Linked DNA regions of Homo sapiens: regions 1 and 3 are each linked to region 2. The links are chromatin contacts, found by Hi-C or POLR2A ChIA-PET in ENCODE. All regions are on one chromosome and are shown on one strand. The core of a region is the stretch at or near the end of the contact, and the rest is flanking DNA. Distances in the headings are between cores, read along the strand shown.

Region 1 (3,566 bases), core at 188-2,687, 310 kb after region 2:
TTTCTCTTTTGTATTGTTGTGTTGGAAGCACAGCATCAGAAAAACTCCCAGTTTTGAGAGATAACTCAGTGTTTAGTTCACTTAAACCTGAGAAAGGAGAAGAGGATGCCACCGTGAGGTCCAGGACGTAAAGAGGAAAAAAACAGACAAAAAAATCCATATGAAATGAAAATGTGAAAGAGGCGCTTTCGAGCAGATGAGTGTTGTAGATTACAGTGTTGAGAGCTGTTTGTGTCCAGAGCTGCTTGCTGCACCTGGCGGGATAAACACTGGTCTAACAGAGGATCCTTGTTTCAAGGAGGCTGCCTTTTATTTGGGGGGACAAAATTGTTCTTGAAAGCTGCTCAGTGGTTCAAGCTACAGCATGGTGGACTAGCAGAATGGACTCCAGGGCCTCCGAGGAGACAGTGACTGCTGCCAGAAATAGTCAAGGATAGAAAGGAAGGACTTCACTGAGGCCTGGGAGAAGATTATGGAATGGGACTGACAGCAGTGACGGGGAGTAAAAGGGGGTGTCTGGGGGAATTGTGCCCCATGGTGAGAGCTAGAGGGTTCACAAAGACTTAACCCGACGCATCTCTCTCACCCTGGAGATTGGGCCCGTTCAATCTAACTGGATGGCTATAATTTAAAAGGTTTAGGTATTATGACAAACATGGATATATTAGGTGATAGCAATGCAAAATGCATATGGCTTCTTGATATAAAACACAAGACTTGAAAGCAGCATCTTTGGCTGGGTACTACAGCCACCCTCCTCTGTCACTAAGGGAGGCTTTGGTGGAAAGGGCTGAGAGCCTCTAGACTGTGAACAAAAGTAGGCACAGAAGAACAGTTGGAGATAATAAGTAAACCATCTTGACAGGAATGAAGAATTTCCTGAAAGGAAGGTCCCTGAGTTAGGTTGTTGGATGCTTTCAGTAGTGAGTTATTGAAAGTGTTTGGGGGGTGTGTGTGTGTGTGTGTATGTGCAGTATGTGTGTGTGTGAGAGAGAGAGACACACACAGAGAGAGGGGAAGATAACTTGTGCAAAGCAGGGTTTTAATAGAAATAATTTGGCAGTTTCCTAGAGGATAGTTTGATGATAAAAACCAGCCAGGCTAGAAACAGGAAACCAGCTGGAGACAATTGGTAGGGGACAATTTCAACGGTCTAAATGCAAGATGGCACCCAGACAAAGATGGCAGCTGACAGAATGGAAAAATAAAATGGAAGGTGTAACATTATGAATGACAGCAAACAGGAAGCAGGATTGGTTGGTAGGGATCAGGAAAAGGAGAGAGAATAAGAGAGAATGCTTGGTTTTGAGCCTGGGTGCTGAGGAGACTCAGTACAGATAAATCCCAATTGCACTCCCACCATATACCAGGCATATGGATAGGTCCTGGGCATCAGTGGTGATGACAGAGACAATGTCGCTATCTTTGCAGAACTTTCATTGTGCTGGAGGACAGGAAGCAGTCAGAGAGGCAGCAGAAACACCACAGCAAAGTAGGTCACAGAAACCCAAGAGTGAACAGTTTCGATTTATAGTTCTAAATAAATCATCATGGAAAATGAAAGTTAAAGGACATTGGAAAGCTGTTTATAATAAGAAAGAAGAATACCTAAACTCATAATAATAACCGTGACCATGCATTTGTTACTTTCTTACCGTAAGCCGGAAGTGCACTGTGTGCTTTGCACGCTGTATTAGTCAGGGTTCTTTGGTGAAACAGCACTGATAGAATTGATTGATTGCTTGATTAATTGGTTATGAGAATTGGCTCACACAATTACGGAGGCTGAGAAGGCTCAAGATCTGCTGCCTGCAACCTGGAGAACCAAGAAAGCGGTGGTGTAGATCAGTGTAAGTCTGAAGGCCTGAGAACCTGTGTGGGAGGGGACATCGGCATGGTATAAGTACTAGACAGGGTCTGGAGGCCCAAGAGCCAGTAGTGCTGATGTCCAAAGGCAGAAGAAGATGGACGTCCCAGCTCAAACAGAGAAGGAGAGAACTTACCCTTCTTCTTCCTTTTTTTTCCTCAACGAATTGGAGGATGCCTGCCCACATTGGTGAGGGCAGAGCTTCTATATTCAGTCTACTGATTAAAATGCTGAATCTTCTGAAAACACCCTCACAAGCACATTAAGAAGCAATATTTAACCATCTGTTTGGCTATCCCTTAGCCTTGTCAGGTTGACACATAAAATCAACCATCACATATGCCTTATCTCATTTAATTCTCTAATAACCCAATTAAGTAGGTAATATTAACTTCCTTGTTTTACTGGTGAAGACATTTGCCCAAGGTCAAAGAGCTAGGAAGTAGCATATCTGGGATCCAAATTCAGTCTATCTTATCTTAAAGCTGTTGTGAACTGACTTTAGCAAATAGGTCCATGCACAACTCTTGCATTCTTTTGGGTATATGATGGCACTGAGATGTTTAAGATGAATGAGAGTTAGATATGTCTTTAGATCTTGTTATCAAAAAAGCAATTCTCAGAAGAAATTCTGCCAAATACAGACTGTTCTTGAAACAAACATTCCTTTAAAAAGCAGGCCCAGGAGAGTTCATGAAACTGTGAGCTTGATGGATTCACCTCCTGATGAAATTCCCTAGAGGGAGAAGCAACAATATTCCAGAGGTAGGACTCTGATACCCTGAAGTCAGCATTAGGCAACCAGAAATCCTCCTAACCAGTAGCTGGTGGCAGAACTGTCTATGGATGGATCCACAGTGCAGATCCTATGGGCATGGCCACAGGCCTCACTAGATTCCTACTGCCTATTCAGCACAGGTGCGGAGCACTCTGACAATATTTCTGACAATATTTTACACAGTCACCAGACTTGAATACCTTGAATTTTACCATTGAGAGCCTTTTTTTTTTTTTTTTTTTTTTTTGAGACAGAGTTTTGCTCTTGTTGCCCAGGCTGGAGTGCAATGGTGCCATCTAGGCTCACTGCAATCTCCACCACCTGGGTTCAAGCGATTCTCCTGTCTCAGCTTCCAGAGTAGCCGGGATTACAGGCATGCACCACCACGCCAGGCTAATTTTGTATTTTTAGTAGAGACGGGGTTTCTCCATGTTGGTCAGGCTGGTCTCGAACTCCCGACCACAGGTGACCTGCCCGCCTCAGCCTCCCAAAATGCTGGAATTATAGGCGTGAGCCACCGCGCCCGGTCGAAAGCCTATTTCTGGTATTCATACTGACTAGCAAATCTCTTATATCAATCAAAATCCATTTGTGATGCTCACTATGCTAATTTTCAAAGCCTAAGGTGATGACTGAGATCTGAAGAGCTGAAGTCTTTCTGATGGAATACCAGCTGGCCACCTGTGGAGGTGAAGTTTCCATTTCAGCAACTTCATGCCTCTGGAGTTGAGGCTTCTACTAATACAAACTCATGATTCATTTCTCAGTGTTGAGGTATTTTAAAGTAAGTTATGGACATTGTAAAGTAAATCCATACTTTAAATGGTTATTCCATAAAACCTGTAATAGAGATTGTCCCTTTTAATTGATACAGATAAACTATAAAATACACATATTATTCTTTTTGACCAGGGAATCTTA
Region 2 (3,536 bases), core at 668-3,167:
TCTAGAACACCATTTTAAACCAACCAAACCAAAGGTCAGAAAACATGCTGCCAATTCGTGGCTTTGCACTAGATAGGGAATAAACAAGGGCCTAAGCGAGTCGACTCTTCCTAATTATGGGACCTTAAAAAAAAAAAATCACCGTGCACCGAAAGTTTCAAAAAACACCCTCTTTGCATAAAACTTTGCTCCAAAGAGGGAGCAGCAGCCAGCTCCGGTGCTCGGAACCCGGTTGGGGGGTGGCGGTGCCACCGCGAGGCAGCCTCGTTTCCTATCGGTTTGGCCCTGAGATGTATTTCTGTTCTGACTAAACACGTCCGGTCTGAAGTTTCTCCGAGTAAACAAGGATGAGGGACAAAAGCCACTCCTGCTCGTGGCTCGGTGGCCCCCTCCCCCAACTCGGGAAGTATTTTTTGGAGCCGTGAAAGTTGGGGTGACTCCTGCGCGGGGCGAGCCCCCCGCCCCTAGAACTTCGCCGGTGGCCGCGCGGCCGAGGAGAGAGGACGCGGCCCGGCTCCCAGGCCCGAGGCCGCCACGTGCGCCCGGCAGGCCCTGCAGGCCCGCGCCGCCGCCGCCCCCATTTTGTCAGGCTCGGCGCAGGGAGAAGCCCCGCTCGAAATGGGGGCTGGCTCCGCCCGCGGCCGCCGGGGCCGGCGCGCACGGAATGGCCGCTGCGCGTCTTCTCCGCCTGCGCCGCCGCCGCCGCGAGGGCGAGCGCGAGCGAGAATATGGCTCCTTCCCTTTGTGTGTGTGTGTGTGTGTGTGTGTGTATGAGAGAGTGTGTGAGTGCGAGGGTGCGGGCGCGGCGGCGGCGGCGGGCGGGGTGCGAGCCGCGCTCTGGCGCACACACTCGGCCATTACGGCCGGGGGAGGGGCGGGGGGCGCGCGGCCGGGCCCTCCCCTCCGCGCCGCTCCCCTCCCCCCGCCGCGGTGGGGGCCGCCCGAGGGCCCACCCGCCCGCCACTCCCCGTCTCCCTCCGCGCGGGCCGCGCGCCCCGCCGCCCCCGCACGGAGAACGCGGGGCTGTGAAAAGAGAGAGGAAAAAAAAAGTTGCCTCGGAACTGCTGCGCCCAGCTCCCCCGCCCGCCCGCCTTGTTTTCTCTCCAGCCAGCAGCGCCGGGCCCGAGTCAGCCATGTTCCAGCGAGCGCAGCGGCGCCGCTCCCCCCGCCGCCCGGCCGCCGCCGCCGCCGCGACCGGGCCGAGGCCGGCCGGGCCCGCACTGCCGCCCCCAGGCCCCCGCGCCGCCCTCGCCCGCCGCGGCGCCCCGCCCGCCCCGCCGCCCGCCCGGCTGGCCGCGCTCCCCGCCAGCGCCCGGCTCGCTGCGGCGGCGGCCAATGCAGCCCGGGGAAGCGCCGCCGCTGCCCTCCCGCCGCCGCCGCCGAGCCGCGCCGGCCCCGCCGCCCCGGCCGCGCTCCGCGCACGCCGCCCGCCCGAACGCCCGGCCCGAGGGCCCAAAACACGTTCAAAATTTTTTTAATTAAAAAAAAAATTTTTTTTTTTGCGCCAGTCAGCGCGGACGCCGCCGGGGGTGGAAACTCGCGGGGCGCGGGGCTCCCGGCGCCTCAGGCTGCCTGAGGGCCGGGGCACCGGCGCGGGGCAGCGTTCCCGGCGCCCGGGCAGAGGCTCGCTCCGTGCGCAGTTCCCCCCACGGTCCCCCCTCATTTGCCTTTGTGTGGATCCTGACCCGCCGGCTCCCGGCCGCGGGGATCCGGCCGCCGCGCGGGCTGGGGAGCTGCCGGAGGCGCTCTCCCCGCCGCGGCGCTGCCCCAGACTCACCCTCAGCGAGGCACAGAGTCGCCCAGTGCCCGTCCGGCTCTCACTTGCCCCGGTGCTGTCTCTATGGAGCTCAATGTACTGCAATGGCTGTGAGAGCGGGAGCCAGACGCAGCCTCCTCACTCTCTCCGCTCTGTAACATTACTCTCCAGCCAGCGCGGCTCCTATTGGCTACCGCCAACTCACGGGGCTCGCTCATTGGCCCGATACCTCCCATTGTCCTGACCAGAGCCCGTTTGCTATTGGCTGTCTCCGGGGACACGTCATCAAGGATTGAAACAGCGCGCAAATCTGAATGTGTGTGTATGCCGGGCAAAGAGGCTGAGGCGGGAGAGGCAGAGGCAGAGGCAGCAGCTGCTACGGGAAAGCAGAGCTCTATGGTGTATGTGTGCATGTGTCTAACCCAAGCCAGCCCCACACCGGAGCGGCCGCCGGAGCGAAAAGGGCCTGACTTTTCCACAAGTGTCTCCAACTCCTCAGGCAAAAGAGACACCCACAGGTCTCCCCCCCCCTTCTTGCCCCACATTCACGCCCAAAGCCGTTGAGATAAGAGGCCCCAGGCTTTTAATGGCCCTTCAAAAGTGAGGGCGACACTATGGGATCATGTCCCCTGAAAACTGGGGTCTCTGCTGGTGCTGAGGGGCGGAAGCCGCCGAGCCTCGAGCCCCTCAAAGGTCTCTGATTGCGTTACACTTTAGGTCTCTGGAAAGGCAGGGCTTCTATAAGAAAGTGACATGATCCAGCCAGCCGGGTTTAAAATACCCCTTTTCTGGGCTCATAAGCCGTCACGTCAGGCTCGCTGAGCAGCTGAAATCTTGAGTCAGTGAGCAGGCATTCAGTTTCACCCTTTTTCTTGGTTTGATCGAGTTTCACAGCATGTCTAGAACTTTTTATTTAAATACAAAGCACTGTCTTAACTTCCTGGAAATCAAATAATTATTCCATGTAATTAAAGAACAGCCACTTGGTTTGATATGGGGTACTCTAGCAGGAAATGTTTGTGAGGCCCTGGTAGAATTAGCAAATTCATTAGAGACCACATTCTAAACTGTTTGGCTATTTTATTTGACTTGGTGTGGATTACTGTTACAATCAAACGAATCCTTGTGATGCTATCTTTCCCTCCCATCACACCACTTAGTGCATCCATGTAACTGCTCTAGGATTACAGGAGTTGTAGGTATATGGTTACCCGAAGGATTAGATGCAGGCAGAGAGTGCATGTGCCCAAATCCACAGGCTGTGGTTTCTCTAACTCACCAAGCTGGCTGGTATTAATAGACATACTTACGTCTGTAGAGAAAATGTGCTGGCTGTAGTGGCCAGTTCTGAAGACTCTACAGTTATATCAGTCCTTTATGAAACTACTATCTATTCCTTTTAGCCTGAGCAGACCACGCCCCTATTCAGTTATAACAGACTTCCCTTTTTTTTCACTCTCTAATGGTATTTTGTACACTTCTAAATCCAACAACCAATTCCTCCAAATGTAACAGATCAAATTTGGAATAAATCACCTACATCGTGTTAATTTGATTTTTTATATCGCTTATAAGCATCCATAACCTAATTTATTTCCTCAAATGTATTAAACTACTTGAGAGTAAGCTTAGATAATCTTTCCTGTTTTAATGTTGATTTCTTTTTAAAAGAAAATACACTATCGGACTCAGGGATTATAGTCTTGGTGAATGGACAATATATCACACATGCACATGAAAAAGACTATAATATTAAAGAGGATATAAATTGGTATACTGC
Region 3 (3,693 bases), core at 665-3,164, 290 kb after region 2:
ACTGTTTTTCATGGATGGGCATATTTATTGTCCTGATCTGGACTGCAGACTTCTCAGGAGGACACCTATGATTTAATTTAGTATAGTTGAAGAGTTAACAGACATGGCTTTGGAGACAGACTGATTATGGTGTGAATCCCGGCTTTGCCACTCCCTAGCTGGATGACCCTGAGCAAGTTATTCAGCTTCTCCAAGCCTGAGTTCCTTATTGGAAACATGAGAGCAATTGTGATAGGCAGAATAATGGCCCCCTCACCAATCATGCCCACATCCTAATCCTAGGAACCTGTGAATATGTTATGTTACATGGCAAGGGGAAATTCAGGCAGCTAGCCAGTTGGCCTTAAAATAAAGAGATTATCCTGGATGATCTGGGTAGGACCTGATGTAACCACAAGGGTCTTTTTAATGTGGAAGAAGGAGGCATAAGAGTAGATGTCAGAGTCATTCAAAATAAGAAAGATTTGATGGGCCATCCCTGACTTTCAGGTTGGAAGGAGGTTCTGAGTCAAGGAATACAGGTGACCTCTAGAAGCTGGAGAAGGCAAGGAAATGGTTTCTCCCCTAGAAGTTCCAGAAGGATTGCAGCCCTGCTAATATCTTGACTTTATAGCCCTTTGAGATTTATTTTGGATTTCTGACATCCTGAACCATAGTAAAAGGGTGTTTTTTGTTTTTTTGAGACAGAGTCTTGCTCTGTTGCCTGGGCTGGAGTGCAGTGGTGTGATCTTGGCTCGCTGCAACCTCCGCCTCCCAGGTTCAAGTGATTCTCCTGCCTCAGCCTCCTGAGTAGCTGGGATTACAGGTGCTTGCCACCACACCTGGCTATTTTTTGTGTTTTTAGTAGAGACAGGGTTTCACCATGTTGGCCAGGCTGGTCTTGAACTCCTGACCTTGTGATCTGCCTGCCTCAGCCTCCCAAATTGCTGGGATTACAAGGCGTGTTGTTTTAAGCCACTCAGTTTGTGGCCACTTGTTACAGCAGCAAGAGGAAACTCATACAGTTATCATGTGAACTCACAGGAATATGGTGAGTTAAAAAGAGAGGAAGGGTGCAAAACATCCACGGTAGAGTGAGAACTCTCCAGGGAGTGAGGACTGTGCCCAGCATACAGTGATCACCCTCTTAGTAAGCTAAGTTTCTGAGCACCAGCTTTTTTGAGTTGACTTTGTTGTCTTTAACATTTGAAGATCACCCTTCTTTGCTCAGCCTGGCTTGCAGACCTGGGCTGATTTGTGGATCTGATAGAAAAGTTTCCTTAGTTGGGCTCTTCTCCCCGACCACCCCCATGCCAGTGTGGCCACATCCTCTGTCTGCATTGCTCACTCTTCAATTCCAAGAAGCGCAGGGGCACCGCCAGGAACAGGAACCCTGCCAGAGGAATACATCAAGAAACCAAGTCTCCCTTACGCATCACCGTAGGAACAGAGTTAATGGATTATGAACATGTGTTTGCTTTATACCATTGTTTGTTTCCCAGGTGGCAGCTGGCTGCCCCATCTTATTGGGTAGATGTAAGTGGAATTACGAATGGGATTTATGTTTCATGCACGATGGTGATTATTAACTTCAACTTTCAGGTAATTTTCAGACCACATTGCACTAACTTGGTCTCTGATTGTTTTTCTCCTTGTTTGTTTATTCTGCAGCCAGAACTGTGTAGATGCGTACCCCACTTTCCTCGCTGTGCTCTGGTCTGCGGGGCTACTTTGCAGCCAAGGTAACTCAGACTTCCCTTTGTTCATTCTCCTTCTATAAAGTGCATCTCAAGGAGGTTCAAAGGGCAGGCTTTTTGTTGAAAGGACTTTGCCTGACCTCTGGCTCCCATCTGTGAAGCCCTGGAGAGGTGAGAGCCCTCGGGAGGCCGTGTTTCAGGCATGCTCTGCACCCGTGCAGAGCGCGTGTGATAATGCATTGCTAATGCTTGCTCCCTGGTGGCTGGCTGAGAGCTGCTGTGCTGACAAGGGTGGTTTAAGGCTAAATGTGACTCAGAATCCTTAAGCAGTGTTAGTTCAGATACAAGGGCATTATAAATGAGAGTGCCTGAGGGATCTATTTTGGGACCGCTGTCACTTGGCTCTTCTGCTAATAAGCTTCCAGTGTGGTGGCCCTCCTTCAGGCATGTTTCCACTGAGCCACGGGCTGGATGCCACATCCCCGGCCTTCCCACAGTTATCAGCAGCCCACAGGCTTGACTTGAGCAAGTTGGAAAGACAAATCAACTTCCAGAGTTGATTTAACATTGAGTGGAAATCAGTCATACTTTTGGTCCCCTTTCGGGGCCACGCCTGGCACTGTGCCTGGTGGCAGATCGGCATGAACTGGCCAGCTTCTGTGGCCCTGGAGGGCACAGGCAGAAAGGCCACACTCAGTCCCATGATGAACTGTTTAAGACTTATTGTTGTCTCCCCGCTCTGTAAAGTAGATAGAGTGGATTTTATGTCCCTTATTACCTTTCAGGATACTTTGACTCAGGGAGATAAAGTAACTTGGGTACAGCTACTCAGCTGGTGAAGAACACAGGCAGAATGAGTGCCTGGGTCTTTTGACTTAAAATTCTGGATTTTTCACAAAGATCCTCTTACTTTATTCATTTACATAATAAATATATATTGAAGAGCTACTCTGTGCCAAGCCCTGTGCCTAGATATACAGTGATAAATAAAGAGTAGCTTCTAGAGGTCACCTGGCGGTGAGGCACAGGCCAGCTGGCAAGATGGACCACAGAAGTCAGTGAATGAAGACAATGACAAGGGTGGGAAGCGCCATATGGGAAGAGAACCAAGTTCAGTGATAGAGAGCAGAGGTGAGGCGGCAGCAGAAACCACTTAAGGGACACCACGTGGCACTCCTTCTGTGCTGAGAAGGCTGTCAGTAAGCTCACCATTTATTTCCTATTTTCTCTCCTGAGTTAAATAGGAAACATGTCTCGCATTACTTGAAAAATCAAGTCAAACTATGCTCTTACTAGGAGTTATGGTTCTTTTTATGTCTTAGATGATGCTTGATCTAGATGAATGCGGACTTGCTGTAGCTAGATAAATACAATGGGAGTTTGAAGGTGTTTCGTAGCCCTGGAAATAGGTATTTCCTGTCAAAACAAGCTTTGTCATTGCCAGCAGACAAAAGCATCAGTAACCTTGGTTGATAATCGTCATTTCTTAGGAATAAAGTAGACTGTAGAATTTTTTTTAGCAGAAAGGAAACCCAAAGATAATTCTAGTGCAAATCCCTCACTTTATAGAGCAGAAGCTCAAGTCCCAGAGGAACAAGTGGCTTGAACGAACATCAGAATTTTAGGGGCTGGATTTGTACCCTCCTGGTGCCAGCAGCCCACTTCCCTGCAGGAGGCACTCACCTTCCTTGCACAGGGGTATGAGTGTGGCCATTTTCCACCCATAATCTCTGTTAGCTCATGTTCAATTGGGTTCCCATTGAAAGAAAAATGGACCAGTAAGTTGGAGCAGAATCATTCAGATGGTATAACATAAGGAAAAACTTTGCCCAAGGCAAATCGTGATTGTGACAGCTTTGTGATTTTTAGAGAATAGCATGGGCCAGGCACAGTGGCTCATGCCTGTAATCCCAGCACTTTGGGAGGCCGAGGCAGGCAGGTCACTTGAGGTTGGGAGTTCGACAACAGCCTGACCAACATGGAGAAACCCTGTCTCTACTAAAAATACAAAATTAGC

What was found. Hi-C counts contacts between places; a loop is a spot of excess contacts on that map. ChIA-PET counts read pairs that join two places held with the same protein, here RNA polymerase II (POLR2A). Pooled maps may share reads with other maps.
Region 1: a pooled map shows a loop between it and region 2 (5-fold over the local background). The contact joins the enhancer-like site here to the promoter of HMGB1 in region 2. A Hi-C loop is called at or near these places in 6 of 50 pooled maps. POLR2A ChIA-PET finds 5 or more read pairs at or near these places in 2 of 52 experiments (HEK293 and activated CD8-positive, alpha-beta memory T cell).
Region 3: a pooled map shows a loop between it and region 2 (22-fold over the local background). The contact joins the enhancer-like site here to the promoter of HMGB1 in region 2. A Hi-C loop is called at or near these places in 5 of 168 maps with a recorded cell type or tissue (B cell, CD4-positive, alpha-beta memory T cell, CD8-positive, alpha-beta T cell and 2 more), 17 of 37 single-sample maps with no recorded cell type and 18 of 50 pooled maps. POLR2A ChIA-PET finds 5 or more read pairs at or near these places in 6 of 52 experiments (CD8-positive, alpha-beta memory T cell, WTC11, activated CD4-positive, alpha-beta T cell and 3 more).

The regions. Positions count from the first base shown.
Region 1 is chr13:30,772,879-30,776,444 of GRCh38, forward strand. No RefSeq gene overlaps it. Among named protein-coding and RNA genes, the nearest start is that of LINC00398, 29 kb to the right of the region's middle. Within about 2 kb of position 1,438, at least 2 of the 41 ENCODE cell types and tissues checked have a DNase peak (open chromatin) inside an H3K27ac peak, as active enhancers do.
Region 2 is chr13:30,464,019-30,467,554 of GRCh38, forward strand. HMGB1 (high mobility group box 1) reads right to left here and starts at 1,918. Exons shown (of 5, transcript NM_002128.7): 1 at 1,778-1,918. RefSeq lists silencers at 342-981, 1,581-1,890 and enhancers at 1,326-2,101, 2,102-2,877.
Region 3 is chr13:30,750,402-30,754,094 of GRCh38, forward strand. It overlaps ALOX5AP (arachidonate 5-lipoxygenase activating protein), which reads left to right. Exons shown (of 5, transcript NM_001629.4): 3 at 1,651-1,721. All of the region lies in intron 1 of LOC124903146 (a long non-coding RNA gene), which reads right to left. Among named protein-coding and RNA genes, the nearest start is that of ALOX5AP, 17 kb to the left of the region's middle. Within about 2 kb of position 1,915, at least 4 of the 41 ENCODE cell types and tissues checked have a DNase peak (open chromatin) inside an H3K27ac peak, as active enhancers do.